Linked DNA regions of Homo sapiens: regions 1, 3 and 4 are each linked to region 2. A link is an interaction called in ENCODE POLR2A ChIA-PET data of the cell type or tissue named here. Cell type or tissue: HepG2. All regions are shown on one strand. Links, peaks and the distances in the headings refer to the core of each region. The heading gives the core; the rest is flanking DNA.

Evidence for each region. ChIA-PET counts read pairs that join two places held together with the same protein. Peaks named below come from ENCODE experiments on the same cell type or tissue, not always from the same donor. Only the 100,000 strongest peaks of a DNase experiment are listed, where the experiment ranks them.
Region 1: POLR2A ChIA-PET joins it to region 2 with 26 read pairs; 10 of 35 experiments call an interaction of 5 or more read pairs at or near these places.
Region 3: POLR2A ChIA-PET joins it to region 2 with 12 read pairs; 3 of 35 experiments call an interaction of 5 or more read pairs at or near these places.
Region 4: POLR2A ChIA-PET joins it to region 2 with 13 read pairs; 6 of 35 experiments call an interaction of 5 or more read pairs at or near these places.

Annotation. Positions count from the first base shown.
Region 1 is chr2:207,843,555-207,851,248 of GRCh38, reverse strand. All of the region lies in intron 7 of PLEKHM3 (pleckstrin homology domain containing M3), which reads left to right. Among named protein-coding and RNA genes, the nearest start is that of FZD5, 77 kb to the right of the region's middle. RefSeq lists enhancers at 1,577-2,076, 5,750-5,894 and a cis regulatory region at 5,816-5,829. In HepG2, for the core only: a CTCF peak has its summit at 3,117; DNase peaks (open chromatin) are centred at 3,228, 3,918, 5,198, 5,838 and 2 weaker places; H3K4me3 peaks cover 1,940 bases.
Region 2 is chr2:207,787,988-207,795,681 of GRCh38, reverse strand. No RefSeq gene overlaps it. Among named protein-coding and RNA genes, the nearest start is that of FZD5, 22 kb to the right of the region's middle. In HepG2, for the core only: no CTCF peak of the experiment used is centred there; DNase peaks (open chromatin) are centred at 3,311 and 3,941.
Region 3 is chr2:207,894,596-207,902,289 of GRCh38, reverse strand. All of the region lies in intron 6 of PLEKHM3 (pleckstrin homology domain containing M3), which reads left to right. Among named protein-coding and RNA genes, the nearest start is that of PLEKHM3, 130 kb to the left of the region's middle. In HepG2, for the core only: a CTCF peak has its summit at 5,188; DNase peaks (open chromatin) are centred at 4,169, 4,619 and 5,179; H3K4me3 peaks cover 460 bases.
Region 4 is chr2:207,923,264-207,930,957 of GRCh38, reverse strand. PLEKHM3 (pleckstrin homology domain containing M3) reads left to right here. Exons shown (of 8, transcript NM_001080475.3): 5 at 1-32. Among named protein-coding and RNA genes, the nearest start is that of PLEKHM3, 98 kb to the left of the region's middle. In HepG2, for the core only: no CTCF peak of the experiment used is centred there; DNase peaks (open chromatin) are centred at 2,687 and 4,517; H3K4me3 peaks cover 323 bases.

The DNA.
Region 1 (7,694 bases), core at 1,200-6,199, 56 kb before region 2:
TTCCACATCCTAAAAAAACAGAAATGACGAAACATGCCCTCCTTGATTGAGAATAAGAAGGAAGGGCTCTAACCTTTTTTTTTTTTTTTTTTTTTGAGACGGAGTCTCTCTCTCCGTCACCAGGCTGGAGTGCAGTGGCGCGATGTCGGCTCACTGCAACCTCCGCTTCCCAGGTTCAAACAATTATCCTGCCTCAGCCTCCCTAGTAGCTGGGATTACAGGTGCGTGCCACGACGCCCAGCTAATTTTTGTATTTTTAGTAGAGATGGGGTTTCATCGTGTTGGTCAGGCTGGTCTCAATCTTGTGACCTCGTGGTCCACCCGCCTTGGCCTCCCAAAGTGCTGGGATTACAGGCGTGAGCCACTGTGCCTGGCCAGGAAGGGCTCTAACTTTTAAGAATTACAAATCAGAAGATTAGGCTGACACTGCTCTATGATTTAAGGGAAAACAATGAATATAAAAGCAAAAAAGTCACATAAATCCACAAAATGACCCAGGACTTAGATTTTTTTTTAATCCTTAAATTGCCTCCTATGCAGCTTTCTTTCTGACATTTTTACACATCCCTAATCTTCTCTCGTTATTAAGATCCCTTTCCTAATGCTGCTAAGGAGACAATCCTGCTTTCTACATTTCTGCAGAGATGCTATTTCTGAACCTTGAAATGCTTCGAGATTACAAGTACATAAACACTTCATCTTAAAAACCCTCAGCATGCATTTTTAACATGGGACTTAGAAAATAAACCAACTGTGATAAATCAGTTCCATCATTTCTGTCCTGTCCATTTGGCTTTCGTGAGTTTTTCATGTGACATGTAAGTCATCCTCCTAGGTTTTTCACTATGAAGAACATTGTACTTAAAGACTTTGTGACCTTTATGCCACTTGGCACTGTATTTAAATGTGAGTATTCTATGAGAAGATTCTACTGAAAACTGGTGTTGGTATCCTCCATCTGGTAGGCATTTGCTATGGTTTGAATATGGTGTGTCCCCAGAAAATCTTGCTGAAGCTTGGTCCCCAGCGTAGAGGTGTAGGGAGGTGGTGCCTTTAAGAGGTGATGAGGTCGTTAAAATGGATTAATCTCCTTCTGACAGGAATGGATGAGTTCTGGAGGGATTGGGTTAGTTTGGTGATAGGGGGTTGCTAGAAAGCGAGTTGCCTCCTGTGTTTGGTCCTTTTCCACATGCTTGCTTCCCCTTCCACTTCCCTGCCATTTGTGACGCAGCTCGAGGCATCACCAAAAGCTGAGCAGATGCCAGTGCCATGTTTCCTAGACCTCCCAGCCTCCAGAATCAGGAGCCAAATAAACTTTTAAAAAAATGTTTCCCTGTCTCAGGTATTCTGTTTTACCAACACGAAATGGACTAAGCGTTACATAAATACTTACTGTTTGGTTTAAGCTTGCCTAAGTATATATGCATTCATAAGAACACTGACAACATTTTTTAAATAAACTAATTAGTTAAGGGAATATAAAACACCTCCAAAGATAGAGGAGCATAACACAAGTCTGAGGTAACACTAAAGCTTTCTATATAAGGTTGAAGCAATTGACATACCATTTAAGGTGTTTCACTGATGACAGCATAAGCCTGCCCTGGTCAGCAACATTCACTAACACCAGGGAAGGCATCAGAGGAGGTGTTCTTCCTTTGTTAGTAGGGCATCGGCAGCTCTGTGGTTACTCTTCTAAAAAGGGTTGTTTTTTAAAGCACTGGAATTCAGAGGTGTAGGCTGGACATTGCTTGCCAGTTTTTCTTTGTGCACAAGTAGTTGACCACTCCATCCCCTCTTCTAAGAAATAATGGTGGCACACAGGGCATTGAACTTATTAACACCAAAATCTTACCTGCTTACCACTTGAGTTAGCATACTCTGCTACTACATCTAGTCTGTACACTTTTTTTTTTTGAGACAGTCTCGCTCTGTGGCCCAGGCTGGAGTGCAGTGGCAGGATCTCGGCTCACTGCAACCTCCACCTCCCGGGTTCAAGCGATTCTCCAGCTTTAGCCCCCTGAGTAGCTGGGATTACAAGTGTGCACCACCATGCCCGGCTAGTTTTTGTATTTTTAGTACAGATGGGGTTTCGCCATGTTGGCCAGGCTGGTCTCGAACTCCTGGCCTCCAGTGATCCGCCCGCCTCGGCCTCCAAAAGTGCCAAGATTACAGGCATGAGCCACCACGCCCAGCCAGTCTGCACACATTTAAAGAATATTTTCTACATCAGTCTTGAGAACAAACATCAGCCTCATGGAAAAGTGCATAGCAGATGAGCTTCTAACAGGGTTTATCCGCTTTTTCATTTTTAAAATCTATTTTGTCAGGTAATCTTACCAAAAAAGGCAGCCTCCCATGAAACTTAGTCCAAGCCCCATTGCTTTCATCCATCTGGCCGGACTTCAGAAATGTCCAGCTTGTCCTGAAGAACATGGAGACTCCTCCCAACACGCTCAACGTTTTGAATTGGTCTTTGTCATTTTGCGTTTCACTGCAATCCATACCACCCTGCTCCTGAGGACCTAAACTTGTTGGGGCATGGACTTTGTTCTTTGCCTTGGCACTTTCTTCCCTTCTTTAAGCCTCATGTACACATGAAGCTTCAAATGCCTAATTGTACTCAAACCATATAAAGGCTTGTTTAAAAAGAAGGAACCTGCTTTATTATAAAATGTGGAACTACTTCTTCCCATAGATGGTGCTGAGATGCCTAATTGTTCTCAGCACAGCTTGAACAATCAGTCCATCAAGAGCTGTGTTTTCTGTTGCCCTGTTGCCCTTAGATTTGCCCCTGGGCACAGTGCATGGAGAAGGCTCCATGGAGGCTGAATGTGGAGATGATTTTGCCTAAAGTTGTCACTTACTTACCTGCCAAAAAAACCATCAAGCCCCAGATGTGTCAGTAACCTTACAAAGACTCTTTCATTTTTCTGAGGAACCAGCTGTAGTTTGTCACTTTTTGAAAGAGACTTTCATGTTAAGTGTTTAGGCAAAATTTTTTGGTGGGGAAGGGGTGGGGATGGAGGCAGGTGGAACAAAACTCCAGAGGAGAAGGGGAGAGAAGCACTGCCCAGAAGCTGGGCTTTCCCCGTGGCTTCCTATTTGCTCGGCCTTTGTTTTTGTGAGTCCTTGCACAAACAGACTAAATACCTGGATTATGCCCTCATCTGGACTCAAATACACATACATTACATACCCTTTTCTCCCTAATCAGCCTGACACATTCCTTTGTTGGTAAATGGTTCCAAAACAAACACTGTCAGGGCACCTAATTAGCAGGTTTGTGGGCTGCGCTTGGCAGTCTTGTTACATCCTGTTCAACAATAGAGAACAACAGCCTTGGCTAGGCCGGTCTTCAGGGAGGGAGTAGCTTCCCCCAATGTATATGCCATTTTTTAATGATATTTCCTTTCTGTGGCTTTTCTTGGGAAGCAGCCACTCAGTGAGTATTGCAGTGAGGTGTGGGATCCTAGAAGCAGCTAAAGGAAACTTCTGCTCCTCTGTAGAGTACCTTTTCAGAGGAGCTGTTTGTTTCTAATCGTTCTTTTCTTTCTCTGGTGTTGAAGAGGAACATTTTGAGGAACTTTCTCAGTGGTTCTCTAATACCAATGGTGGAGGACCAGACTCTCGCTTGTGTTTTAGAATTATAAACTAATAGAGATAGAAGGGACTGTGGGGACCCTTTAGACATTTTGGGGGTGGGAAACTTGAAGCCCAGACAGCTCACATGTCGTGTGCATGGCAGAGGCAGGGTGATGACTCCCCAGATGGAATTTGACCCTTCTTCAGCTCTGACTGCCCACTCTTAAATGTGTTTATTGTGTCAATGACAGTTTTCTTTAATGAAAACTCTTCAGCACAATGCTAGTTTTTCTGGATTTTAAACTTTAGTCAAAGAGTAACTTGGTAAATAACATTTCACCTTGGCCTGGTGGCTTCTGTATTCACATGTCAAAATGTTTCAGAATGTCTGCTAACATAACTGAGACTTCTGTGAAAACCTCAGGGCTGACCTGACCCTTTATGCCATTAAGCCACTTGATAAATATGGTGCATTTATAAACACAGTCCTAGCTGCTGAAGCCACCATTGTGTTTTGAGGCCATTTGGTCACTTGAATAGATGGCTGTCACCTAGACACATTTCTTACCAAGCTTCTAGTTAGGTATCTGGTTAATATTGTATTGATCATCTTAGCTTTAAGCATTTCAGACAGCTTAATTTTTTGCTGTTTAAAGAGGAATTGTTCATCGTTTAACTCATTTTAACTTTCTAACTATAAAACTAATTGATATTTATTATAGAAAATTTGAAAAGTACAGAAAATTAAAGAAAATATTCTCCATTATTTCTCCATTTTTCTACACATATGTATTTTTAAATAGTTAGAATCATATTGAATATATAATTTTATATCCAGCATTTTTTATCACATTGTATCAGAACCAGAAAAATAGTCACATTTAATCTATAAACTTATATTAATGGGTACTTTTAAAGAAAAAAAAAATTTTTTTTTTTTTGAGACAGGATCTGGCTCTGTCATCCAGGCTGGAGTGCAGTGGCACCATCTTGGCTTTCTGCAACCTCTGCCTCCCAGGCTCAAACGATCCTCTCACCTCAGCCTGCCGAGTAGCTGGGACTACAGGTGCTCTCCACCACGCCCAGATAATTTTTGTATTTTTTTTTGTAGAGATGGGGTTTCACCATGTTGCCCAGGCTGGAGGAAAAAAATTTTAATTGGCTCTAAAATCATTAAGATCCATCGAATAAACACAGGCAGGCCAGTCCATAAAAAGATCACTGGGCCAGGCGCAGTGGTTCACGCCTGTAATCCCAGCACTTTGGGAGGCCAAGCCTGGTGGATCATGAGGTCAGGAGTTCAAGACCAGCCTGGCCAATATGGTGAAACCCCATCTCTACTAAAAATACAAAAATTAGCCGGGTGTGGTGGCGGGCGCCTGTAATCCCAGCTACTTGAGAGGCTGAGGCAGAGAACTGCTTAAACCCAGGAGGCGGAAGTTGCAGTGAGCTGAGATTGCACCACTGCACTCCAGCCTGGGCGACAGAGCAAGACCCCATCTCAAAAACAAAAAACAAAAAGATCACTGGACTAGGAACAAAGAAGTCTCGATGTCGTTCCTAGCTACTAATTTGTGTGACCTTTGACAAGCCACCACTCTGCTGGACCTTCATACCAGGCATATGGCACTGTTTTAAGCTTTTATTGACAAAAGGAGTAAGATCTTTGCTTCTGCTCCATTGCTCAGCATTTTGTATTTGTGTTTGATAGTTTGTCATGATGTTTTCCGTAAAGTTGGCTGATTTTTATTCTGTTTACCCAAAGGGATTTAGATACAAATCCAAATTGCAGTTCAGTCCACCGTTTTGAAATAATGTAAGCTCCATGAGGGAATAGACTTTTTATATTTTGCTCACTGCTCCATCTAAGACAACACTTAGTAACTGCTCCATAAATAATTCATGAATGAATAGAGAGTTTGCTTTATTCTGTAATTTCAACTATAATCTGTAGTTATTAACATATTTTCTTTTAAATGGCTTTTAAAGTGATTTCAGGAAATTCATTATTTAAGTAGGCATTACCGAGATATGTGACTTTATTGAGTGATGGCTTACATCCTTATCATATGTTGGAGATGGATGTGTTTTACTGGGTCAGTGGAGACTTTAATGTCAGGAGAGAGATGATGTAAAAAATGTGAGCTTTGCTAAGCTACTCAGGTAATTTCATTTTCAAAACATCTTTTAGGTCGGTTTTTAGCATGTGCTTTTTCTTCCCCATGGGACTGTAAATAAGTAACCTGAACACACAATAGGGAAGAGAAGGAGTATTTACCTTTCCAAACAAAATGTGTTGACTTTTCAGACTGAGCAGTATGTTCTGAAATGAACTGTTTTATGCTTTAGAATTACAAAGGGTACAATAGTATCTTGGTTTTGTCAATACATGTTTGTTATTTTTAAGACTTCTTTCATACAACTAATTATAGGAGTACAGATAGTAATACCTCATTAAATTTGTCTTTTAAAAAATCTTTTTTAAGTATCTAATGTATATTATCACACTTTTACTAAGCCCCTGCAGAATTCTGAATATTTAAACCACTTAACAATGCTACCTCAGGAAACATCTTCACAACTATCTACAGCTACCATTAATAATTATCATTTCAGCTCCTGATGCTTTCAGAGCACTTAAAATAGAGAGAAAGGTGCAGCCCATGTTAACCCTCTGTACAAAATTATACTAGAGCATCGAACCTTTGTAGAGCTAGGGGGAGCTTAGCAATAGTCTGCCCATGTCTCCCACCTCCTTGAAGGCCGGAATCCCCCTCCAAACCACACCTGGAGCTACTGGAAGATCCAGGCTGCTGAATCCCAGAGCAGTACCCTTTCTGCCCTACCCTGTTGTCACAGCAGTAGCCCTGAAATCTGGGGAACCCACAAACCAACCTGGGGGGCAAAGGACTCTGCCACCTACCTTTAACTAGTCTCACTTGTGGTGGTTGATGTGTAGTTGGGATCATCACCACCACATTTAATGGGAAGAATTTTGTAGCCTTTTGATGAGAAAACAAGGGAAGGTAGCATTAAAAAGTAATTCATATGAAAAATAGGCCGGGCGCAGTGGCTCACGCCTGTAATCCCAGCACTTTGGGAGGCCTAGGCGGGTGGATCACGAGGTCAGGAGATCGAGACCATCCTGGCTAACACGGTGAAACCCCGTCTCCACTAAAAAAAAAAAAAAAAAATTCTCCGGGCGTGGTGGTGGGCGCCTGTAGTCCCAGCTACTCCGGAGGCTGAGGCAGGAGAATGGCGTGAGCCCGGGAGGCGGAGCTTGCAGTGAGCCGAGATCGCGCCACTGCACTCCAGCCTGGGCAACAGAGCGAGACTCCGTCTCAAAAAAAAAAAAAAAAAGAAAAATAAATGTATGAATTGTTATTTTATAAAACCAATAGCATAATAGAGTACACAAATAATGAACCTGATTCAAAGACTGCCTTGGAAATATTGGAAGCCACTAACTTGAACTGATTTAACTTAGACTGAAAGATCTAGTGTGGCTCTGAGAGTTGGGAGGTTGAAGTATCTTAAGACCGTTCTTTGAGAATGGAGTTAAGTCCTACTTTTTTTTTTTCGAGACAGGGTTTTACTCTGCTGCCCATGCTTGAGTGCAGTGGCACTATCAGGGCTCACTGCAGCCTCCACCTCCCAGGCTTAGGTGACCCTCCAGCCTCAGCCTCCCAGGTAACTGGGACTACAGATGCACGCCACCATGCTTGGTTAATTTATCTGTGGAGACAAGATCTCAATATGTTGCTCAGACTGGTCTCCAGCTCCTGGGCTCAAGCAATCCTCCTGCCCTGGCCTCCCAAATTGCTGGGATTACAGGCATGAGCCACCACTCCCGCCCCAAATTCCACGTTTTTTTCCAGAAAGCGAATCTGTGATGGTGGAAAGGAAATTTAAATGAAAAGACTGGGGGAAAAGCAATTTATATCAATGATTGGAAAGAAAATCTTCAAATTCTAGATTGCAAAGAGACAAGCAAATTTCCCTTGGTAGCAGAAGACACAGGAGTCAGAGAGGGAGGCAGCGTGGAATGAGCTCAGAGGCCTGAGGTAACAACCTCTTCGGTGGAGCGTGGTTTTCCTGCAGTGCTTGAA
Region 2 (7,694 bases), core at 1,340-6,339:
CCCATCTCTACTAAAAATACAAAAATTAGCTGGGCACGATGGCAGGCGCCTGTAGTCCCAGCTGCTCGGGAGGCTGAGGCAAGAGAATTGCTTGAACTCAGGAAGCGGAGGTTGCAGTGAGCCACGATTGTGCCACTGCACTCCAGCCTAGGCAACAGAGCAAGACTCTGTCTCAAAAAAAAGAAAAAGAAATGGAAAAATAGGCAATGGGGATTAGACAGTGTCACCTTAGATGTCAAGAAGGAAGAGGGAGGCCAGGCATGGTGGCTCATGCCTGTAATCCCAGCACTTCGGGAGGGCGAGGCAGATGGATCACCTCAGGTCAGGAGTTCAAGACCACCCTGACCAACATGGAGAAACCCCATCTGTACTAAAAATACAAAATTAGCCGGGCACGGTGGCACATGCCTGTAGACCCAGCTACTTGGGAGGCTGAGGCAGGAGAATCACTTGAACCTGGGAGGTGGATATTGCAGTGAGCCTAGATCGAGCCAGTGCACTCCAGCCTGGGTGACAGAGCAAGACTCCGTCTAAAAAAAAAAAAGAAAGAAAGAAAGAAGAGGGGGCTGAGGAGATGGGAGCCTGGGATGAGGTGGGATGGAAGGGTGTGGCTCTTCAAAAGAAAAACAATTCAGAAAAAAACAGTATCTTCAAAATGTTCTTTTACCCATTAGTGGCATCCACAAAATCTTTCTGAGGGCTCTAACATGGAAAAATAGTTAATATTAAAACAGAAGAACAGGAAATTGTTGAGATTCAGAAACGGCTGTTTTCAATTTTGTAGCTTCTTCCTCTCCCATTGCCAGTTACAGTGTGAGGTACAGGGTGAGCCCATTACACAGAATTACATTCATATATGCCCAGAAAAGGTCTCTGGAAGGTTATTGCATGAAAGAATGAATAGCAGTTAACTCAGAGATGTGAAATTTGAATATGGGGAAATAAGAATAATTTTTGCTGGCCGGGTGCGGTGGCTCACGCCTGTAATCCCAGCACTTTGGGAGGCCAAGGTGGGCGGATCACTTGAGGTCTGGAGTTAGAAACCAGCATGACCAACACGGAGAAACCCCATTTCTACTAAAAATAGAAAATTAGCCGGGCGTGGTGGCGCATGCCTGTAATCCCAGCTACTCCAGAGGCTGAGGCAGGAGAATTGCTGGAACTCAGGAGGCGGAGTTTGTGGTGAGCTGAGATTGTGCCATTGCACTCCAGCCTGGGCAACAAGAGTGAAACTCCGTCCCCGCCCCCCAAAAAGGAATAATTTTTGCTTACTTCTTTACTTCTATATAGTTTTGCAACAGTCATGTACTACCTTTTCCCCCATCTTTCAAATGTAGTTAGAACTTATGATATCCAAGTGCACAGATCTTGTGTACAATTTGGTCAGTTCTAACAAATGCTTACATCTGTGTAACCTACACACCTATCAAGATATGGAACATTTTTCGCTGGGCACAGTGGCTCACACCTGTAATCCCAGTGCTTTGAGAGGCTGAGGCAGACAGATCACCTGAGGTTAGGAGTTCAAAACCAGCCTGGCCAACATGGTGAAACCCCGTCTCTACTAAAAATACAAAAAATTAGCTGTTCATGGTGGTGGGAGCCTGTAATCCCAGCTACTCAGGAGGCTGAGGCAGGAGAATTGCTTGAACCCAGGAGGCAGAGGTTGCAGTAAGCCGAGATCCTGTCACTGCACTCCAGCTTGGGCGACAGAGAGAGACTCTGTCTCAAAAAAACAAAACAAAACAAAACCCAAAAAGCAGGATATGGAACATTTTTAAGATGAACCCAAAAAACTTTCCTCATGCCCCTTTCCAAGTAATCGTCTTCTCCTTCTGTCCTCTGTGCATCTTCCTATCCTTCCAGCCCCTGCAAGCAAACATGGACCTGATTTCTAGTTTTGCATGATCTAGAACATCGTGTAAGCAGAGTCATATGGCATGTACTCTTGTCTCTAGCTTCTTTCACTCAACATAATTTCTTAAGCTTCATTCATGCGGTCATATGGATCGGTAGTTTGTTCCTTTTTTTTTTTTTTTTTTTGAGACAGAGTCTTGTTTTGTCGCCCAGGCTGGAGTGCAGTGGCGCGATCTCGGCTCACTGGAAACTCCGCCTCCCAGGTTCAAGCGATCCTCCTGCCTCAGCCTCCCGAGTAGCTGGGATTATAGGTGTGGGCCACCACGTCCAGCTAATTTTTGTATTTTTAGTAGAGATGGCGTTTCACCATGTTGGTCAGGCTGGTCTCGAACCCCTGACCTCATGATCTGCCTGCCTCAGCCTCCCAAAGTGCTGGGATTACAGGCACGAGCCACTGCGCCCGGCTAGTTTGTTCTTTTTTATTGATGAGTAATAACCTGTTGCATGGATCTACCACAATTTGCGTATTCATCTGTCAGTTGACACCTGGACTGTTTTCAGTTTTTGATTATTACAAATAAAAATACAGAGAAAGGCCGGGTGCGGTGGCTCATGCCTGTAATCCCAGCACTTTGGGAGGGTGAGGCAGGCAGATCACCTGAGGTCAGGAGTTCAAGACCAGCCTGGCCAACACGGCAAAACCCTATCTCTACTAAAAATACAAAAATTTGCCGGGCATGGTGGCACACGCTTGTAATCCCAGCTACTCAGGAGGCTGAAACAGAAGAATTGCTTGAACCCAGGAGGCAGAGGTTGCCGTGAGCTGAGATCGCACCACTGCACACTCCAGCCTGAGCGACAGAGCAAGACTCTGTCTCTAAAAAACAAACACAGCAAAAAAAAAAAAAAAAAAAAAAACAAAAAAAAAAAACATGTCTAAGTCTTTTTGAAGATAGGTGTTTTTCCTCTCTTGGGTGAATGTCTAGGAGCAGAATGGCTGGATTAAAGCTGACTGTTTTCCACATTCTTCCTGTCACTCAGTACCTCAAGATTCACTGCCTGGACAAAATGGAGGCAAAGAGAGTTTGGGGGAAAATATAAGCTGGAATGGGAGGCGGCAGCATTTTAGAGTAGGAGATACCAGGAACTTGGATTTGTAAGACCTCAGCCAGCTCTCGCTTCTCCTGGGACTGACTTTGTCTTTGGTGAGTCAATCATTCAGGACCCCAGTCCCCTCATGTGTAAAGAGAGCAGTCATGCTAAAGAGCTCCAAGTAGGAGCACACATTTTCAAAGGTAGATGCCCCAGGAATGAAGCTGGGCCATTAGCCAACTCCTTGCCCCGTCTTGGAGGTGAGAAGACGTGGTCAGGCTCCCCACCACTGAGTCCAAGTGAGGAAAATGGCATGTTCAGCATGGCTTTCTGGAGGTGGCTAGGGAAGAACAAACCAGTGACTCATCTAGATCCAGGAAGTTCTGTCTTTGTTCAGCCTCCAGCTCACAGTTGAGCTGTGGCGGGGTGGGGGGGGGTGGGGGGAGGGGGGGAAGGGGGAGGAGATTCCGGTCTTCTGCACCTCCTTCTATGTAATCTGGAAAGTAAGCTTGGATTCTAGTCCCGGCCCACTACTAACCAAGGGAGCTTGGACAAGCCACCTAACATCCAGGCACTTCAGGGAGCTTCCATTCAGCAACATGTATAAAGCAGTCCCATAATAAAATAAGGAAATGTGTTATTAGAAGTGACAATGAGAAATGCTGAGGACTAAGGTTTGGGGATGTAGAGATAAGCAATTCATGAAACTCTGCAAACAGCAACTTCCCATCTCTCCCGGTTTTCTCTCTCAATATCTTTATTTCCAGTTCCCCAGTCAAATGCAACAGCTCCCCCAGCCACCCCCACCGCGCCCAACCCCTCTTGCCCCCCCGCCCCCCACCCCCCACACCAGTGAATGCCTGCTAGGCTCCAGGTGTTTATCTGGACTGGAATGCCCCCATCCCTGGAGGGTCAAATACTTCTTGCCAGGTAATAGAGCTCCAGGAGGACAGGGTTGGACGCTAAGAGAGGCAGGCCTGGGCTGGAATGCTGACTCCACTTGCTAGTGGGCAGATGTGGAACTGGGAGTTACCTCATCTCATTTTCCCCAGGTACAAAGTGGAGCCAGTGCTACCTTCCTTGGAGGAGTCTTTTGAGGACTAAATTAAAAGCTATAGTTTAGCATCATGCTAGTACATCATAGGTGCTGAAATAAACATTTGCACTGAATAAAAGTAAAGAACGATCCATGGATGTTTTTGGGGAGCTGTGAAAATAATTTGTTTAGGGAAGTGTTAGATATGGATCAGAGATCATGAGCTCCATGAATTTAAGGGACCCTGTCCTTCAGGTTTATCTGGCACAGTGCGTGGCATATCACTGGCACTTGATAGTACTTGTCCAATGAATTATTCCATAAGGAAGACCTTGGATAGCAAATTGTTCAATTTGCAAATCCAGTGATTGTTTTGTCCTTTTATTTAACAGTGATTACATGCTAATCTCCAGGGCAGGCTCTGAGAAAGGCACAGAAGCCAGACCCTGCCTTCTTAGGGGTGCTGCATAAAAGCCAGGTTTCATGATGTTAGGGATGAGGATTTGGCTGGGGAGTGGAAAAACTGGAGCACAAGGGACACTGATGGGTGGGAGGCTAGCCGGGAGGCTCTAGCTGTGGCTGGACAGGACCAGGCAAGGCTGGGAATGTGGCCAGAGGCACTGGTTTGAGAGATAGTACCAGGGGAGAGTTCTCAACTGGTGGAGGAAGGGAGACCTCAAGACAAGTTCAGGTTTTTGTAGACAGATTTTCTAGCCATGTGCTTGGCCACTGGAGAGTAGAACCTTCCTTGCCATGGTGGTGACAAGTTGTTGTGTCTTGGGGAGAAAGCCTCCCCTATTCCAGAAGGGCAGTGGGCTGGTGTGAAAGACCTCCACAGATGGGACTCCCAACCTTCTGGGAGTCCATCTGATTCTGCAGAGCAGGGGGTTTCCTGATGTTCCTGGGATATGGTAGAAACTTCAACTGCCCCTCTCCCTGCTCCACTCTGTCCTGCTCACAACAGGGTAGACTGATATTCACACTGATAGAGAGCACTTTTCCAGGGAAACCCCAAATGCCATAGCCTGAGGCCCAAGGCCTAGAGGCTTTCTGAAGAGGGTAGGAACTGGGCTGAGCTCAGAGGAGCTTGTTGAAATATTAAACAAGCATCTTTCACTACATGACCTCCGGGGTTTCAATTTGTGTCTCCTTAATATGCCATTAACTGTTCCATGTATTCCATTGTATTTACTTATTTCTTTCCTCATCCCCTACACCTCTGTTGGGAGGTTTTCAGCCATCTATTCACTTAACAATTATTCATGGAGTGCCAACATGCTGGAGATACAAAGGAAAACAAGAGGCCGGAGCGGTGGCTCATGCCTGTAATCCCAACACTTTGGGAGGCTGAGACAGAAGGATCACTTGAGGTCAGGAGTTCGAGACCAGCCTGGCCAACATGGCGAAACCCCGTCTCTATTAAAAATACAAAAGTTAGTCGGGCATGTTGGTGCGTGCCTGTAATCCCAGCTGTTGGGAGGCTGGCAGGAGAATTGCTTGAACCTGGGAGGCAGAGGTTACAGTGAGCCAAGATCTGCCACTGCACTCCAGCCTGGGCAACAGAGCAAGACGCCGTCTCAAAAAAAAAGGAAAACAAGGTAGAATTTCAGCCCTCCAGATTGGCAATTGCTAGTAAATAGTTAAATGTCATTATAGATTTGACCCAGCATTCAATTTACAAAAAATTTATTTTAAAGATATACTCCCATAGGTTCCAAAGTTTTGGTTTTTTGTGTTTTTTTTTTGAGATGGGGTCTCGCCCTGTTGCCCAGGCTGGAGTACAGTGGTGAGATCTCGGCTCACTGCAACCTCTGCCCCCCAACCCCAGGGGTCAGGCAATCTTCCCACCTCAGCCTCCTGAGTAGCTGGGACCACAGGGGCACACCACCACACTTGGCTAATTTTTTTGTATTTTTGGTAGAGACAGAATTTCACCATGTTGCCCAGGCTGGTCTTGAACTCTTGAGCTCAAGTGATCCACCTTCCTCAGCCTCCCAAGTGCTGGGATTACAGGTGTAAGCCACTGCGCCCAGCCTAGTGCCAAAACTTACATGTAAAAGGACAATCCCTGCACTATTTTGAATAACAATCCAAAATTAGGAACAATGCAGATGTCCATCAGTAGGGAACTGACAAAATAGCATATGATAAATCTAAACAATGGAATGTTATAATTGGCCCAATAAATACAAATTGATCTTTGTAGAATGGTAGGGAAAGATCTCTAAGAAAGATTATTTAGTAAAAAGTTATTATACTACTTTTGTTTTTAAAAATATATGTAATTGGCCAGGCATGGTGGCTCACGCCTGTAATCCCAGCACTTTGGGAGGCCGAGGTGGGTGGATCACCCGAGGTCAGGAGTTCGAGACCAGCCTGGCCAACATAGAGAAACCCCGTCTCTACTAAAAATACAAAAATTAGCTGGGTGTGGTGGTGCACACCTGTTGTCCCAGCTACTCAGGAGGCTGAGGCAGGAGAATCTCTTGAACCCAAGGAAGCGGAGGTTGCAGTGAGCTGAGATTGCACCATTGCATTCCAGCCTGGCTGACAAGTGAAACTAGGTCTCAACAACAGCAACAACAACAACAACAAATGTGTGTGTGTGTGTGTGTGTGTGTGTGTGTGTGTGTGTGTGTAATTATATGCTTACAAAGACAATCTAGTTTCTTTTTTTTTTTGGAGACAGAGTTTCACTCTGTTGCCCAGGCTGGGGTGCAATGGTGCTATCTCGGCTCACGGCAACCTCTGCCTCCCAGGTTCAAGCGATTCTCCTGCCTCAGCCTCCCGAGTAGCTGGGATTACAGGCATGTGCCACCACTCCTGGCTAATTTTGTATTTTTAGTAGAGACAGGGTTTCTCCATGTTGGTCAGGCTGGCCTCGAACTCTCGACCTCACGTGATCCACCTGCCTTGGCCTCCCAAAGTGCTGGGATTACAGGCATGAGCCACTGTACCCGCTGACAATCTAGATTCTACAGCTCAGCTGTCCAACAGGTGCCTATTGAACATGTGAGATGTGGCTGGTCTGAATTGAAATGTGCCGTGTGTATAAAATACACAGCAGATTTTGAAGATTTAGTAAAATACAAGAATGTAAAATATTTTAGTAATTATTTGATTATGTTTTGATTTTGTGAGGAAATAATATTTTGGGTATATTGGGTTAAATTAAACATAACGTTGAACATTAAACATAACATTGAAATTGATCTCAGCCTGGTGCAGTGGCTCACACCTGTAATCCCAGCACTTTGGGAGGCTGAGGTGGTTGGATAACCTGATGTCAGGAGTTTGAGACCATCCTGGCCAACATGGTGAAACCCCGTCTCTACTAAAAATACAAAAAAATTAGCCGGGCATGGTGACATATGCCTGCAGTCCCAGCTACTCGGGAGGCTGAGGCAGGAGAATCACTTGAACCCCGGGAGGCAGAGGTTGCAGTGAACTGAGATCGTGCCATTGCACTCCATCCTGGTCAACAAGAGCAAAACTCCATCTCAAAAAAAAAAAGAAAGAAAGAAAGAAATTGATCTCATCTCACCTTTATTTAAACTACAAGGAAATGGAAAATTACATATGTGGTTCCCATCATGTTTCTGTTGGACCACATGGTTCTACGGCAGGGGTGGCACACTGTGGTTGCAGGGCCAAGTCAGGCTGAATCCTGTTTTTGTAAATAAAGTGTTACTGGAACACAGCCACACCT
Region 3 (7,694 bases), core at 1,059-6,058, 110 kb before region 2:
GAACGTTTTTCTCTATGGACGCTCTCACAGAGTCAGCAGACAAAGGCCGAGCCTAAGTGGGCACCCAGCACAGCTGCCCTTTCACCAAAGAAGTAACAGGTGATGACCTTTATTCACACAGGGGTTGACATCTTTGAATCCACAGCTCACAGGAACACAGCGCCTCAGTGCCCACAACCGAGTCACCAGTCCCAAGCCTCAGGAGCCCAAGGAACTTGTATTCATAGCTTCTCAGCAGCCCTGATCCCTACACCATTGTCCACCCAGGCATTAGTGGTGAGGATAACTAATTAGGAGCATTCGGATTTAACAAGCAGAAAAACAAAGCGTGACAGCTCGCCTGTGTTGTTCCATGGCAAGTGCCTGTGTCCGCTGCAGCCGGCACTGCCTTCAGAAACCACTGAACATAATCTGGGGCGAGACAGGAACGAGGCCTCCATTAAAACATCACTAAATCTCTGTTAACTATTTTAGCCACGGCTCTTCCAACCAATTAATGAGCTAGGAAAGAGGACTATAAGTTATTTGGGGAACAAATTATGCCTTTTAAGCAAGTGGGTTTTCAAAAAATGAATGCACAGGCTAAGATCTTGCTGGGGAGGAGGAAGGGATTGAGTGTTATCCTTTGAAGTTTTGATAGACAGGCAGCAGAGCAAATGGAAAAGTGCTGTTTCTCAAGAGAGCAGGTGTATCTTGAGTGGGTGCCGAACAGTTCATGCCTCATGCTCGGTCTCCCAGTGTGTTTCACATCGTACAGGGAGGGGAACGGGAAGAGTGACAACTGCTGCTAGGTGCCAGGACTGGAGCTGGGTCTTCTGACTTCTCACTTTCAGTCTTGATGTCCTTACTACCTGCTGAGCATAACTACTAGTTTTCTGGTGTTTTGGTGATGGGGCCAGTTAGCTGAGTGGGTTAAAGCAGGTGATTAGCAAGGTGCTGGTGCAGATTGTTCTTTATGCAAGCTGACTTTTCTGTTCTGCAGACCCAGGCACTACAGCCAAATCTAACCTGATCCACAGATGATTGAAGGATCGGGGGAGCTCGGCACGGGATGTGGCAGCAAATGTGCGGCACTAAGGACAAAGTCACTGCCTTTTGTGGAAGCCAGATCAGAAAGATGACTGTGTGTTGTGAGTGGTGGATAGAGAGCCCTGTTGCCCAGGTGAGAAGGAGCTCAGTTGAGATAAGGATTCCAGGAGCCAACTCGAGCCCCTCAGGTAGAGACAACAATACCGGTTGAGGCTGCAGCTGTGGAGTTGGATGGTGTTTAGTCAGTGCTGAAATCACTTTCCTGGGAGTCCCTTGGCATGCAGTCATCTGAGTGCTGTTGTTGTTGTTGGGTTTTTGTTGTTTCCTATTTTAAAAGAGTAATCATAATACTGACGAAGTGAGGGCCTGTTTTCAAAGAACATTTACTTAAAGATATAGAGTAAGGTTAGCATCGGTCTTGCCAGTGGTAGAAACCTATGCCACCAACAGCCATCATGAAAGGGCCCCAGGAGTCTTTCTGGTTCTTCATTTCTATTCAGTTTGATTCAACAAGTGTGTATTGATTGAATGCTTTCTGTGTGCCAATCATTGAGCTAGCCACAGAGGAGGCAAAGGTGATTAAGCCACAATTCCTTCCCTCACTGAGCTCACAGTCTGATGAGAGAGGCAGATAGGCATTGTTGAAGTCAGCGGAGTTGAACCTAGGGTACTTGGGGAATACATCTGACCAAGTGTGTGGCAGATTGTATTTTGCAAAAATAGCTGCAACAGTATCTTCCATCCCACATGTCTTTCTTACACTGTGACTTTGATGCTCCTCCTATTCAGTAGTGAGATCTGTGTTCCTTCTCCCCGAATTTGGGCAGGTCTGTGACTATGGAAGTGATGCCATGTGATTTCCAAAGCCAAGTCATAAAAGGTGATATAGCTCCAACCTGGTGCTGTCTGGAGATGCTCACTCATGGCAACCCAGTGGCCATGTTGTAAGGAAGTCCAGATTAGCCCTCATAGAACAACCACATGAACAGGCCTCATATGGTAGTTGTTCTAGCTGGCAGCGATCATCAGCCACCAGAGAGATGAGTGAAGACAGCCCCACATGATTCCAGCTGCTAGCCTTCAAGTCTTCTCACCTAGGCTAGAGATGAGGCTGCAGATATTATGGAGCAGAAACAAACCATCTCCACAGTGTCCTTCCTGGAGTCCTGACCGACCGACAAAATGTGTGAGCCCATAATAAAATGGTTGTTTTGCACCACTAGGTTTTTGTTCGTTGGTTTTTTTTCACCACTAAGTTTTGGGGTAATTTGTTTTGCAGTAATAGTAACCAGAACACCCAGTAACTTGGCCATCAGGGAAGGCTTCCTAGAGGCTATGACTGTAAGTTAAAATTTTGGCCCATAATCATGAGCCAGAGAGAGAGGACTAGGAAGAGAACTTTGAGGCCATGGTAACCTTAAACCACTCTAATGATCTGATCTACAGTGTTTCTTCCATGGGGGCAAGCTAAAGAAAATTTTCACTACCAACTGTGACATTTCTTAACACTGTCTGCATGCTTCAGGATTATTCTGATAAATTGTCTCAACAAAACATTCGTAGAATGAGTAAAACGGTATCGCTTCACTTCCCTCAGAAATGAAAGATTCTGGGATGTGCCTTGAGGTGCAAGAACGAGGAATTGAGTTTTAAATCTTTCCATCCCACCTGTGCACCTGAAATGTGAGCCCAACTCTGTCACCAAGCCCCTCGCTGGGTGTTTTCTCCCTATTCATTTATTCATTCAGCAAATATTTATTAAGCATGTACTATGTATCAGGAGCCATGTTACCCCTGAAATTGAAAGGGCACATTTTCTCAGAAACGGACTAGATTCTTACTGATTATGGTCAAACTCTTGCACTCTGTCTGTGTGCCAGGAACTTGTAGTCAAAGCTGCTCATGATTCTGTTCCACTTGGTGATGTCCAGTAGAATTTCATCCCTTGATGCCTTGGACTAGCCATCCCACCACACCCACAGTTGGTCTTCAAGGGACTAGAAGGATAACCAGAAGGCACTATCTATTCAGATGTTTGAGGGCTGAGGAGGTTTCCAGCACTTCACCCAATTCAGAAATGTAACCAGGATGCATGGCAACCTCAGAAGACAGCATTGCCACATGTGTCTTAGCGGACATCATTGTCTCCATGTGATAGTGGCCTGCGATTCCCTCCATATTTGGAACTTGCAGCTTTTCAACAATATTACACCCATCTTTGTGAGGAAACATTAGAAGGCTGATGGAGGCAGCTTTTCATATTGTTGTTTGGCTTTTATTTGAACTTCCGGCTAAAGCCTAGTGAACCATCAACACATTTGCTCCTGGAATTTTATTTTATTTTATTTTATTTATTTATTTTTTTGAGACAGGTTCTTACTCTGCTGGCCAGGCTGGAGTGCAGGGGCATGATCATGGCTGGCTGCAGCTTTGACCTCCTGAGCCCGAGCAATCCTCCCATCTCAGCCTCCCAGGTAGCTGAAACCATAGGCACGCGCCACCACGCTACGGCTGATTTTTAAAATGTTTTATAGAGGTAGGAGTCTCCCTATGTTGCTCAGGCTGGCCTTGAATTCCTGGACTCAAGCAATCCTCCCACCTCAGCCCCCTGTGTAGCTGGGACTACAGGCTTGCACCACCATGCCCAGCTAATTTTTGTGGGGTTTTTTGGTAGAGATGTGTTTTCGCCATGTCGCCCGGGCTGATCTCGAACTCCTGGGGTCAAGTGATTTGCCCGCCTCAGCCTTCCAAAGTGCTGGGATTACAGGCGTGAGCCAGCACGCCTGGTCCATTTCACGTTTTAAAGGAGGGAATTCTGGCTCTAGAATAGAGCTATGTTGATTGGTATTCCTGCAGAGACCAGGCAAATGGCATCTGTCCCTGAAGCAGGCCCAAGGGGAGACAGGTTGTGCAGATGAACCAGAGAGAGCTTCCATATCTGAAAGGGGCAGCTGTTACTCAGTAGCCCCAGAGTTGTCTGCTCTTCCCGTTTTCCAAGAGAAGCCGGAAATCTGTATTTTTATGTGAAATTTCTCAATATTTAAACACTCTGCAGGCCAAACAAAACACAGCCACCAGTTTTGACCTCTGCTTTATAATAGAGAATGCCTGCTTTTGTTCCGTCAAACTAATGAATGCTGAATTACGAGAAGGAATTTGGAGGTTAGTGTTAGATTGTGCTCCTCAAAAGGCGGCAGACCCCATCCCAAACCCTTGAGATACTAATTGGCAGACTTGCACAGGCTGACAGCTGGACTCTGAAAGTGGACACACACAAGGAAACAGCCAAGCTATTCCAGGTCACTTTGCAAGGTCAGGGCAGCAATGCAAACATTAGGAAGGCTGAAGACAAAGGTCAGGTGGCAGCAAGGAAGCCCTACATTCCCTTAAGCTGTTGGTTGATAAATCATATTCTAAAGGTATCACCAGACTCCCTCACCCTGACATTGCTTTGTGAGGTAGAAAATTAAATAGAAATCAAAATTAAGATGGCTGTCAGGAGCTTTTAGGAGGCCAGCACGCCAGTGTGAGGTGAACATGGGATGGAGTTTCTGCCTGGAGCAAAGGTCTCCTAAGGGATGATGATATCCAACATTGGGCATTGCAGAGGTGCTGGCCGCTGCAGCGGTCACACACTGCAGCTTTGGAGGCTGCCTGTCTATGTTCAAATGCCGACTCACCCCAGAAATATTAGGTGACCTTGGGCAAGTCACTTCTCTTTGTGCCTTAAGCACTTCATCTCTGAAGTGAGAATAATAGTACCTGCCCCCGAAGGTTGTTGTGAGGCCTTAGAGTTAGTATGCATAAAGCACTTAGAACTTTGCCTGACACTTAAGGGCTTAGGAGATAGGCACTTTACTAGGGGTAGAGTATTGCTATTAGTGTTGCTGTGAGGTGTGGACCTTGTATAAACGGCTCCTGGGAGTTTTCTTCAGCGTCATCAAGACACTGCATCTGTGGACACTAAACCACAACCATTGCCACAAAAGCAATGCTTGCTATGTCTCAGTTTTCCCCCTCATGTTCCGTAGGGGAATCTAGGCCATAGAAACCTGCTATAGCTGCAGCTATATAGTCACCATATGGAGCAGCACCTTGGTAGGGAATGCAGAATAGCTTCATTTCCTTTTGCCTCCAGGATGATCCTAGACCAGACCTCCCCAGTGGCTCCATAGGGGAATTGCACCTGGAGAGCCCCCACCCTCTTGAGCCAAGGAACTCTCCCTAGGCCTGCGCTTGAGTGAGTGGTACTACCTACCCTCTGAATCTTGCCACTTGTTTCTTGCAAGAATGCATGACCTTTTGGTGGGCTATGCACAGACGTCTTTTCAATTTTAACAAAAAGCAGTCTTTCTGTAAATTTTGTAGAATCCTGGAGTACACATTTTTGTGCTTAAAGAAAACCATGGAGTCCACACTCTTTCTACAGCTGCGGAGAGAAGCTTACCAGACTGAAATGTTGGCAGAAACAAAGAGACGCCATGTTCCTTCCCACCTGCAATTATAGTTTTACTAGCTTGTAAAGCACACATAGAATTTGCAGTACATTCTTCCCTTGCAGTAGGGGAGAGGCCCTGCTGTGAATGTAATTGGCTTTCTAGCTTCCTTTAACATTGAGGTGGAAGGGAACTGGACCGAAGGGCCTTTACTCTTAGAATTAACTGATGTTGAATTGTGTTTAAATTCCATGCATCTCCCTGAATGCATTTGTTCCATTAAGTCTTAGTCAGAAGTGGAGGCACAGCTTACCTCTGAAAATATTCCAATCCCTATCATTTCTCATCACTTTGTAAAAGCTGAGTTTCTTTCTTTTTAAAAAATGGATTTTTAACTTAACCCGGGTAGGGATTATTTTCCATCCTGTTAACCTCTGTTAAAGATGTATGGCATCTTTAGATGACAATTTCATACAGTACAGCCCATTTAGGTCACTTTTTATTCTGGCTATGGCCTTGCAACTATATCAGTTCCCAGGAAGAGGACCACAGGCATGTATTTGGATGGAAACTGTATTACTTTACTTCTCGAATCCCAGTTTCTTCATTCGTGAAGTGAGAGGATTGGATTAAACAATCTTTACAGCCCCTTCCAGCTCTAGGGCCCTCATTCTGTGATTTTATAGAGCTCGAGAAGTGATGAAATTGTGGAAGTCTTTCTGCGTGTATCTGCTTTCTGGGGGCTCCCAGCCAGTTTGCACGAAGTATCCAGGCTTCTGGGTGCAGCAAGGAACCTGGAATGAGAGCCAGGTCGCTGAGTGTAGGCTCAGCACCTTCAGTTCTAACTGACAAATGGCTGGATTTCCATTTGCCAAAGGTCAACTATTTCAACTTTTTGTCAGGAAATAACAGCTTTAAGCATTTTGACAAATATGATCTGAAGGACAGCTTATTAAAACAAGTTAAATATACTGATTTTATATTTTCCTTAAAGACAAATTGTTGTCTTAATACCTTACAATTCAGTGGCAGTTAAAATAATGCCCAGTAAACAAAAGTTGGCCAGTAAGAACATGCAGAAGGTAATATGCCACCTAGCGGGTTTCCTCCTAAAACGGGCAGCACCAGTCAGGTTATCTGGTGAACTGTGAGTTGGCATTTGTGTTTGGGCTAACAACAGAGAGCCCATTGCAGCTGAGGTTTCCAAGAGGTGGAACTATTTAAGAACTTGGGCTATAAGGGACATTAAGGGAATGGGGCACCATAAGGGAAGCTTTAGAGCTGAACAACAAAGGAAATCAGGGGAAGGAGACTGTGAAAGGATTCTTGGCTAGAGCACAGGTCAAGGGCACAGAGAGAAAGTAGGCTAGGCAATCACGGGTAATAAAACTACGGATTTGAGTTTGGGTAATAAAACTACGGATTTGAGTTTCACCTTTTTCTCTTTTCTCTGCCTCCTGCCTGCTGGGGACAGGGACTGATCATCTGGCAGACAGGCAGATATGCTGACAGGGCCAGGATCCTCAGCCTGTTTGCTCCATCCCTGACTTGGTATGGTGCAGTCTCACTGAAGGCAAGGGGCCTGCCTGGTTCACTCTCATTTTACAGCACTTAGCCAAGAGGAGAGAGGGAGGGATGGCCAGAAAACTCACGACCCAGGATGACAGCAACAGTTTATCCTTTAGCAAGTCACAAAATACCTCTGCTGCTTAAAATCTTTCTTTGTAAAATGAGAAGGTTGTACTAAATAATTAGATTAATAATAGCTCCCTTTTAGTATATGCTCAAAAAATGTTACTCACTTTTATTATTGAGTGCTTACTTTAGGCCAGACCCTGTCCTAAATCTACGTGGATTATCTCATTTAATCCACACAATAGCCCTATATAATGACCTATAATAATAGGTACTATTATTATCCACATTTCACCAATGAGATTTACTGGCACAAAGTCGTCCAGCTAAAGTGGAGGAGCTGGGATTCAAACCCAAGCTGTCCTGTTCTAGTACACATCCTGTTTTGTTATGTTTTTTCAATTTTGTGTGAAATGTTTCAAACGTATTAAAAGAAAGAAGAATGAATACTGCCAGCTGCATGATTGCTTCTGCAGTGGAAGGACTCCCTTCTTTAGAGAAATGGGCACACACTCTGAACCACTAAATTGGACTGTTTTCTCCCAGCACTCACATTCTCTATTTCTAGAGGCAAATTGCTATCAAATCCACCTG
Region 4 (7,694 bases), core at 1,532-6,531, 140 kb before region 2:
CGGGCAGCGGTGGCAGAGGATCTCCGCCGCAGGTAAGAGTCATAAATCTCAGACGGCTCCCGTTTGTTTTTCTTTCCCGCCCACGGAGGGTGGTGAGATTATCTCCAAAGGGCCTTTCCAGCACGGACCGCCTCTAATTTTGTGGCTCGCCCTCCGCCTCTCCACTGCCAGCCTCTCTCTGGGCTCATCTTTTTACTTTTTTTACTCCAAGGTCCCCATTTGGTTAAGCCAAGCAAAATGAAAATAACATTCACCGTTACTGAAGGCTTTCACCCATGGATCGAGTGCCCAGGACGGTGAAGGCTTCTCTTACCAATATGTTAATTTGAGATAATAATCATGGAAATATCTATATTGGTCACTTATGTAGTATTTTATACTTTTCCCAATTTCAATTCCTGTTTCTCATCAGCAAAAAATAAGCATGTTTAAAATAGTTCATAACTAAAAAGCATTTTCAATGGGAAATAAGTAAATGGTTATTCAAATTTTATTTTATTTTATATATTTATTATTTTTTTATTTTTATTTTTAAAGAATAGAGACAGAGACTCATTCTGTTGCCCAGGCTGGTCTTAAAAATCCTGGACTCAAGCGATCCTCCTGCCTCAGCCTCCCAAAGTGTTGGGATTACAGGTGTGAGCCACTGTGTGGGCCTCAAATCTTATTTTCTGTACAGAAACAAATACCCAAACTTGGTCAATGATGCAGGCAGTAGAGCTATAATTAAAATGCACAGGCCCAGGATTCTGCCTTTTCATCTTACCGTGGGTGCAGGCTGCTTTCCCGTAACTTAGTTAGCTCATAGTTCATAGAACACCAAGTCCAAAGCAGGCTCAGATCCTTAAAGTTGAAAGTAAAATGTGCCTGCTCTCATAAAATTCCTTTTTTACAGACAGATTTTATAGGCATTTAAAGTCTCACCCTTGGCATATACAAACTAGCTTATACTTGAAATAATTGTTGATGGCGTTCATAAGTCTCTAAAAATACCTTTTAATTTTTTTGTTTTAATAGAAATGACCAGCAGCATGCATTAGTCATGTTAAATGTTTTTGGAGGTAAGCCTACCTGCCTAAGAACTTTTGGAAAGTATTGAAGTGATGGAGTTTTGAGATCCAATTAGATCCAAAGAAACTGACATAACCCCGGGCATCTAAAAAAGAACTAAATGTAGATAGTAAAGGATATATAATATCTAGACAAGCTCTCATAAAATAATAATGAAAAGACAGCTGCCATAAAGCAAAATACTTCTCAGTGGTAGTCATTCTATTACCTAGTTGTTTTTCAGAAAGCACAGAAAGTGGTCAGGATTTATTCTTATAAAGTCTAGGCAGATCTTAATTTTAAAAGATCAGGGCTTTCCTTGGAAGGCAATAGAATTATATGTCTCAAACTAATTTACCAACTAAACCAGATACAAGATTTTTAATGTTCAAAGTATGTTCTATTATTTTCAGTACCTTTTGGCTTTGCTCAGAGCTTATTTTTCTTGTGCCTGTATTTCTAGACAATATTAAAATCTCTACATAGGAATCATGTTAGATACCTTTATGGTATAATGTTTTGCTCTGCTTAAAATATGCCAAATCAGGGCACACATTTAGAAGTTAAATAGAAGGTCCTCTCCTCATATGGATGACTAAGAATCTCTACTCAATTCCAGCAGTCTGGTGGTTTACCACCATGTACTGTGCCTTATGGCCAGACCACCAGGAAAGAAATGGGAGTTCTAGAAACAAGGCACTCCCAAAGCTATGAGAATGAAGACAGCATTTTTCCCCTTCATTTTCCCTTTTCCCTATATTTTTCTTTCCTGGACTTGTTCATAACCATTATATAATGCAATGCCTGGCACAAGGTAGGTGTTCAGTAAGTACTGAATGGATAGATGGAAGGAGGGATGGATGTATATTAAGTGTCACTTCAGACCACTGAGTAATAGCTAGTAGCTCAGTTTTGGGGAGGGAATCATCTTCAGAGTCTTCTTTTTCTTACCTTCCTATTTTTCACTTAGCGCAATGTCTGACCCATCCAAAACACTCAAAAATAGTTGTTGAGTGAATAAGAAAATGAGTGAAAGAGCAGTCAAATCAGTCCAAAAAATTTAGATGGTTCTGTTTCTGAGATAACTCTCAAATCTTTCCTCTCCTTTTTACTTCTAATACACTACCCTGGTTGAGAATCTCAAGGCTATTGCCGTGTCCTTCTAACTAGCCTAACATTTCTTCCCTCTTCAATCCAACCTTTGCATTAGATAAATTATTTAAAATAGAAGTATAGAATTCAAGATCTGCCCAAGTCTAACCCAGTATATTGTTCTACTCTCAAATACCCTGCCCTTCCGGCAAAAATTATTACTTTGCTCTCAAGGCATTCCCTTGTGGGAATTAAATGAGTTCACACAACTGAAGTGCTTAAAACAGTGCTTGGACATACTAAGCATACAGTAAATACTATTATTGTTATTAATATCACTTTCTTATCCTAGACTGTTCTTATATCTGGCTTTAAAAATATTTGATAAAATATTCCACTTAAAAGCCACCACCTGTTATTTTCTCTACTAGAATTAATCCTCTTTTCCTGCTGCTATGTCAAGAAAGGAGTGAGCAAGGGAGAGTGGATGGAAAGCTAGCTGGGCCCAGGCCTGTAGTTTCTGCTTATACAGTGCTTGCTTCTCCATGTGACTGTTTCATAAAATGGGTGGAGCAGTCTGCCTACAAGCCAACAATGAGACATTGATTCCTACAGAAACTGAGGAAGCACTGCTTTATTTTAAATTTTGTTATTTTAGATTTCCTATACTTACATGTTGTTAAAATATTGTTTAGGGTTACCATTTCTCTCAAACCTGAGGCAGAGAAAAGTGTGCTAGTAACAAATAGTACTTTTACGGCTTTTGAGGGAAGGGGTAAGTTGAGGGGGGATGTTATTGAATTTTTTTTAAATCTTTTTTATTAAAAAATTTAATTAAAATGTAATTATTAAAAAATTGTTTTTCTAGCCACTAAACAACCAGGGATGATTTATTCTGAAATACGACTATTTAGTGAAATAATCTCCAAGAGTTTTGCCAGGGTGTCCATACTTCCTGCAGCCAGGCCACACTTTCTTTTCTTTTTGAGACGGAGTTTTGCTCTGTCACCCAGGCTGGAGTGCAGTGGCACGATCTTGGCTCACTGCAACCTCTGCCTCCCAGGTTCCAGCAATTCTCCTGCCTCAGCCTCCTGGGTAGCTGGGATTACAGGCATGTGCCACCACGCCTGGCTAATTTTTGTATTTTTAGTAGAGACGGGGTTTCACCATGTTGGCCAGGCTGGTCTCGAACTCCTGACCTCAGGTGATCCGCCTGCCTCAGCCTCCCAAAGTGCTGGGATTATAGGTGTGAGCCACCACACCCAGCCAGCCACACTTCTTTTTTTTTTTTTTTTTTTTTGAGACAGAGTCTCACTCTATCGCCCAGGCTGGAGTGCAGTGGCATGATCTCGGCTCACTGCAGCCTCTGCCTCCTGGGTTCAAGCGATTCTCCTGCCTCAGCCTCCTGAGTGGCTGGGATTACAGGCCTATGCCACCACACCTGGCTAATTTTTGTATTTTTAGTAGAGACGGGCTTTCACCATGTTGCCCAGGCTGAATCTGACTTCTTAAAAACAAAGTTAGTCACCAATACCTTTATATGTAATGAGTTTATCCAAAATCAATATTTAAGGCTCCCTTTGTTTTACCTGAGGATACGACATCTAAAGTGGGGGAGTTTAAACAGTGAGGTGAACTTGCTGGACTTAACTAATCTCATATATCCCTGATAGAAACTGAAAGAGGGAGGAGTTGATGGGGAACAAAAAAAAGCAAGAGAATCCAGTTCTTATCTAGTCGTAAAAGGCATTCTCTTCCTGCCTGGTTTTTACCTCAATATGAGAGTGGCCATTAATCTCCAGCAAGTAGGCGCAACATGCCGAAGACCTGTCAGCACCATATAAACAGAATAAAGCAAACTGTTAATATTGCTGTCGTGAGAAAACTGAAAACAGACTGATTAATTGTATTAGCGCTCGACCGCCAGGGAGCCAGCTTTGGCCGTCGCCTTATTAGGGAAGTCATAGTTTGCTTTTAGGCCTTTCATTATGATGGCTGTCCGGTATTCATCCTCACTGTTTTTGTTATTGTTGTTAAATGAACGCCTTGTTCTTGAACCCACACTGCACATCTTGACTGGCAGGGGTGATTAGTTTAGAAAAAGTCAGTGTCCTCCCCGAAGCTTAAAATGTTTACAGTGCTGACAATTCACTGTTTCTGAGGACTCCCAGATGGCGGTCCTGCTGAATTAGTTCAAGGTCTAGTTAACTTTTCATGAGAAGAATTATTTACAGTGTCCACACATGAAGGTGCATGAAGAACTCTGTGGAAAATCTGGGCATACATGGCAATGTCAGGACACATCCGGATCAGCAGCTGTTAGGGAAATTTCTGGGAGGGACGTTAAGAACTGCTAGGAAGAGCCTCAGCTCTTGCTGAACACAGGAACAGCAGGATGTGTCACACACAGGCACGGTAGAATGTGTCACCTCAAGGCCAGATTTGGCCAGCAGACATGTTTTGTTTGGCCTCACAGGGATGGCCCCACAAAGTTTTGAAATTGTGAAATAGTTGCCAACTTTAAAAAAATCAGGAGTTTTCATGCACACACAAAGTGAAGCTTTCTGGTTTCTCTTGGGAAATGAGTTCTGATTACACAGAACTTCCCTCATTCTGTGTAGCAGAGATCAGCTTTAGACACTTGACTTGCCACTTTGCCATAACTTCTTCTGCTCTAGTTTGTCTCCCCAAACCCAGTGCCACTTGGCATATAACACATTGCTGCCCTGTTTTTCTCATCTCCAGCCCATTTAATTCGTTTATGGTGGTTCCCTGGGCCTAGGCATTCGAGGTTTTAACCCCAAGGCCATGTAATTAAATATTAAGAACAGAGTTTGTCGATGTCTCAGATACTAGATCCGTAACTCGGTCAGGAAGTTCATCTCAAAGGATGCCGAATGTCTAGATGTGGTTCTCTCAAAAGACAGACATGAAGAGTCCTGTAGAACTAGAGGAAATAACACCAGGTCGACTTCAAAGTTCCTCAGAAGATGTGTTGGGGTGTCCTAAGGCTTGGGCTAGGCCATTACAATGCGCCCCTCAGGCAGTTGCGGTACAGTGATTTGAGGGAGGGACCATTACCTGGAGCAGCAGCCTCACCACAAAGCTGAAGATTAGAGCTGGGTTACCAAGCCCAGGTGGGGCAAACTGAGAAAAAAGAAAAAAGTGAGGACACAAATGGAGGTGGTTTATTATAAACTCTGCGTTAAGTTGGACGGCCTGAGCTCAGAGCTCATTTCTGTCTCTGTTAGCTTTCAGAGCCAGTTTTCTCACCTGGAGACAATACCACCTCATAAGGAAAGTGCGAGGATTCAGGGATTTAATGCCCAGAACAGAGCAAGCTCTCAGGAAATATTAGCTGCTATAACTTTTATTTTAAGCAGATCATAATTCAGGAGGAGCCAGGAGGTGAACAGGGGAGAAGAGGCAAAAGGAAGATGAGCCTGGAGGCATCCAAGAGCCTGGGATTCAGGGAATTGCCACACCTTTCTGTGCAGAGCACACAGGATCAGTAGAAGTTATGAGATGCGGACTCTGGCCCATCAGTAGCGATCTACCCGGATCCCTCAGGGACCATGCCCCTTAATCCTCCCTCCCTGCTTCTAGCATATTTAATTAATGTCATACTCTCTAATTTTTTTACCTGCCCTCTCACTAAAAAAAAAAAACAAAAAACAAAAAAACAACCCTGTTCATACTACCACCTAAGATCCCATCTTAAGCACTCAGAACTGTCTCCATTTCCCTTTTGCCCACTCACTTCTGACGTGGCCCCTTGCAGGCTGGCTGTGGATTGCACTCTCCTCTGACACCTTGACTTCCTGAGGCCCTTGTTTCTTTGGCCTCCTGGGCATTGTTGGTCACCATTTCTCCTAGACCTCCTTCTCCCTGTCCTTCTCTGCACTCTGTCCTGTCCGAGTCTCCCCCTTCTCCTTGCCCTCAATGCCTCCACATCCTCCAGCTCCCTAATGCTAGGAATACCCAACACCTCGGCTGCCCTTCTGCATAATCCTCCAGCCTTCACAGGAGCCAATGGGGCAACTTTATGTGAGCTAGCAGAAGGTGCCCCTTTCTCAGGGCACTTGGTTTTGTTGTTGTTGTTGTTTTGTTTGTTTGTTTTGGTTTGGTTTTGAGACAGAGTCTCTCTCTGTCACCCAGGTTGGAGTGCAGTGGCGCGATCTCAGCTCACTGCAACCTCCACCTCCCAGGTTCAAGCAATTCTCCTGCCTCAGCCTCCTGAATAGCTGGGAATTACAGGCATGTGCCACCACACCTGGCTAATTTTTGTATTTTTAGTAGAGACAGGTTTCACCATGTTGGCCAGGCTGGTCTTGAACTCCTGACCTCAAGTGATCCACCTGCCTCGGCGTCCCCAAGTGCTGGGATTACAGGCATGAGCTGCCACACCTGGCCTTATCAGGGCACTTTGTTGTCATCTGCAGGGAGAGAGTCATGGTCCCTCTGTAAATCGACACTGACTATAAGGTGACAACGTTTGGCCCAGCACTCTTCCTTGAGGAGATCACTCACTAGTTTGTTATGTCCAGCTGCGTACTGGACATCCCCACTTCAAATTGAAATTATTTTTTCCCTGAAAAATATATCCATGTGGGCCAGGCGCAGCAGCTCACACTTGTAATCCCAGCACTTTGGGAGGCCGAGGTGGGCAGATCACCTGAGGCCAGGAGTTCAAGACCAGCCTCGCCAACATGGTGAAACCTGTCTCTACTAAAAATACAAAAATTAGCAGGGCATGGTGGCATGCACCTGTAGTCCTAGCTACTCGGAAGGCTGAGGCAGAATCGCTCGAACCTGGGAGGCGGAGGTTGCAATGAGCTCAGATTGCGCCACTGCACTCCAGCCTGGGAGGCAGAGCAAGACTCCGCCTCAGAAAAAAAAAAAAAAAAAAATATATATATATATATATATATATATGTGTGTGTGTGTGTGTGTGTGTGTGCGTGCGTGTGTATGTATGTATATGTATGTATATATATCCATGTGGTCAGGTATGTTTCAGTTAATCATGACATTATTCCCTTATTTTCCCCTAGTTTGAACCTTGACATAGTCCAAAAGTTTTGCTTTAAGGTTCTCTAAGAGCCAAATTCTTCCCTTATTTTTCATTCCCATTGCCATCCCCCTTGTCTCTACTCTCATCACCTTATTTCAATAATTTTCTTTTCTTTTATGAGCGTGTGTGTGTGTGAGACAGAGTTTCGCTCTTGTCACCCAGGCTGGAGTGCAATGGTGCCATCTCGGCTCACCGCAACCTCCACCTCCCTGGTTCAAGCGATCCTCCTGCCTCAGCCTCCCGAGTAGCTGGGGTTACAGGCATGTGCCACCATGCCCAGCTAATTTTGTGTTTTTTGTAGAGACAGGGTTTCTCCATGTTTGTCAGGCTGGTCTTGAACTCCCGACCTCAGGTGATCCTCCTGCCTCCGCCTCCCAAAGTACTGGGATTACAGGCATGAGCCACCGCACCTAGCTATTTTAATAATTTTCTTTTTTTTCATTTTAATACTTTTCTAGCTGGGGATCCTACCTCCCCA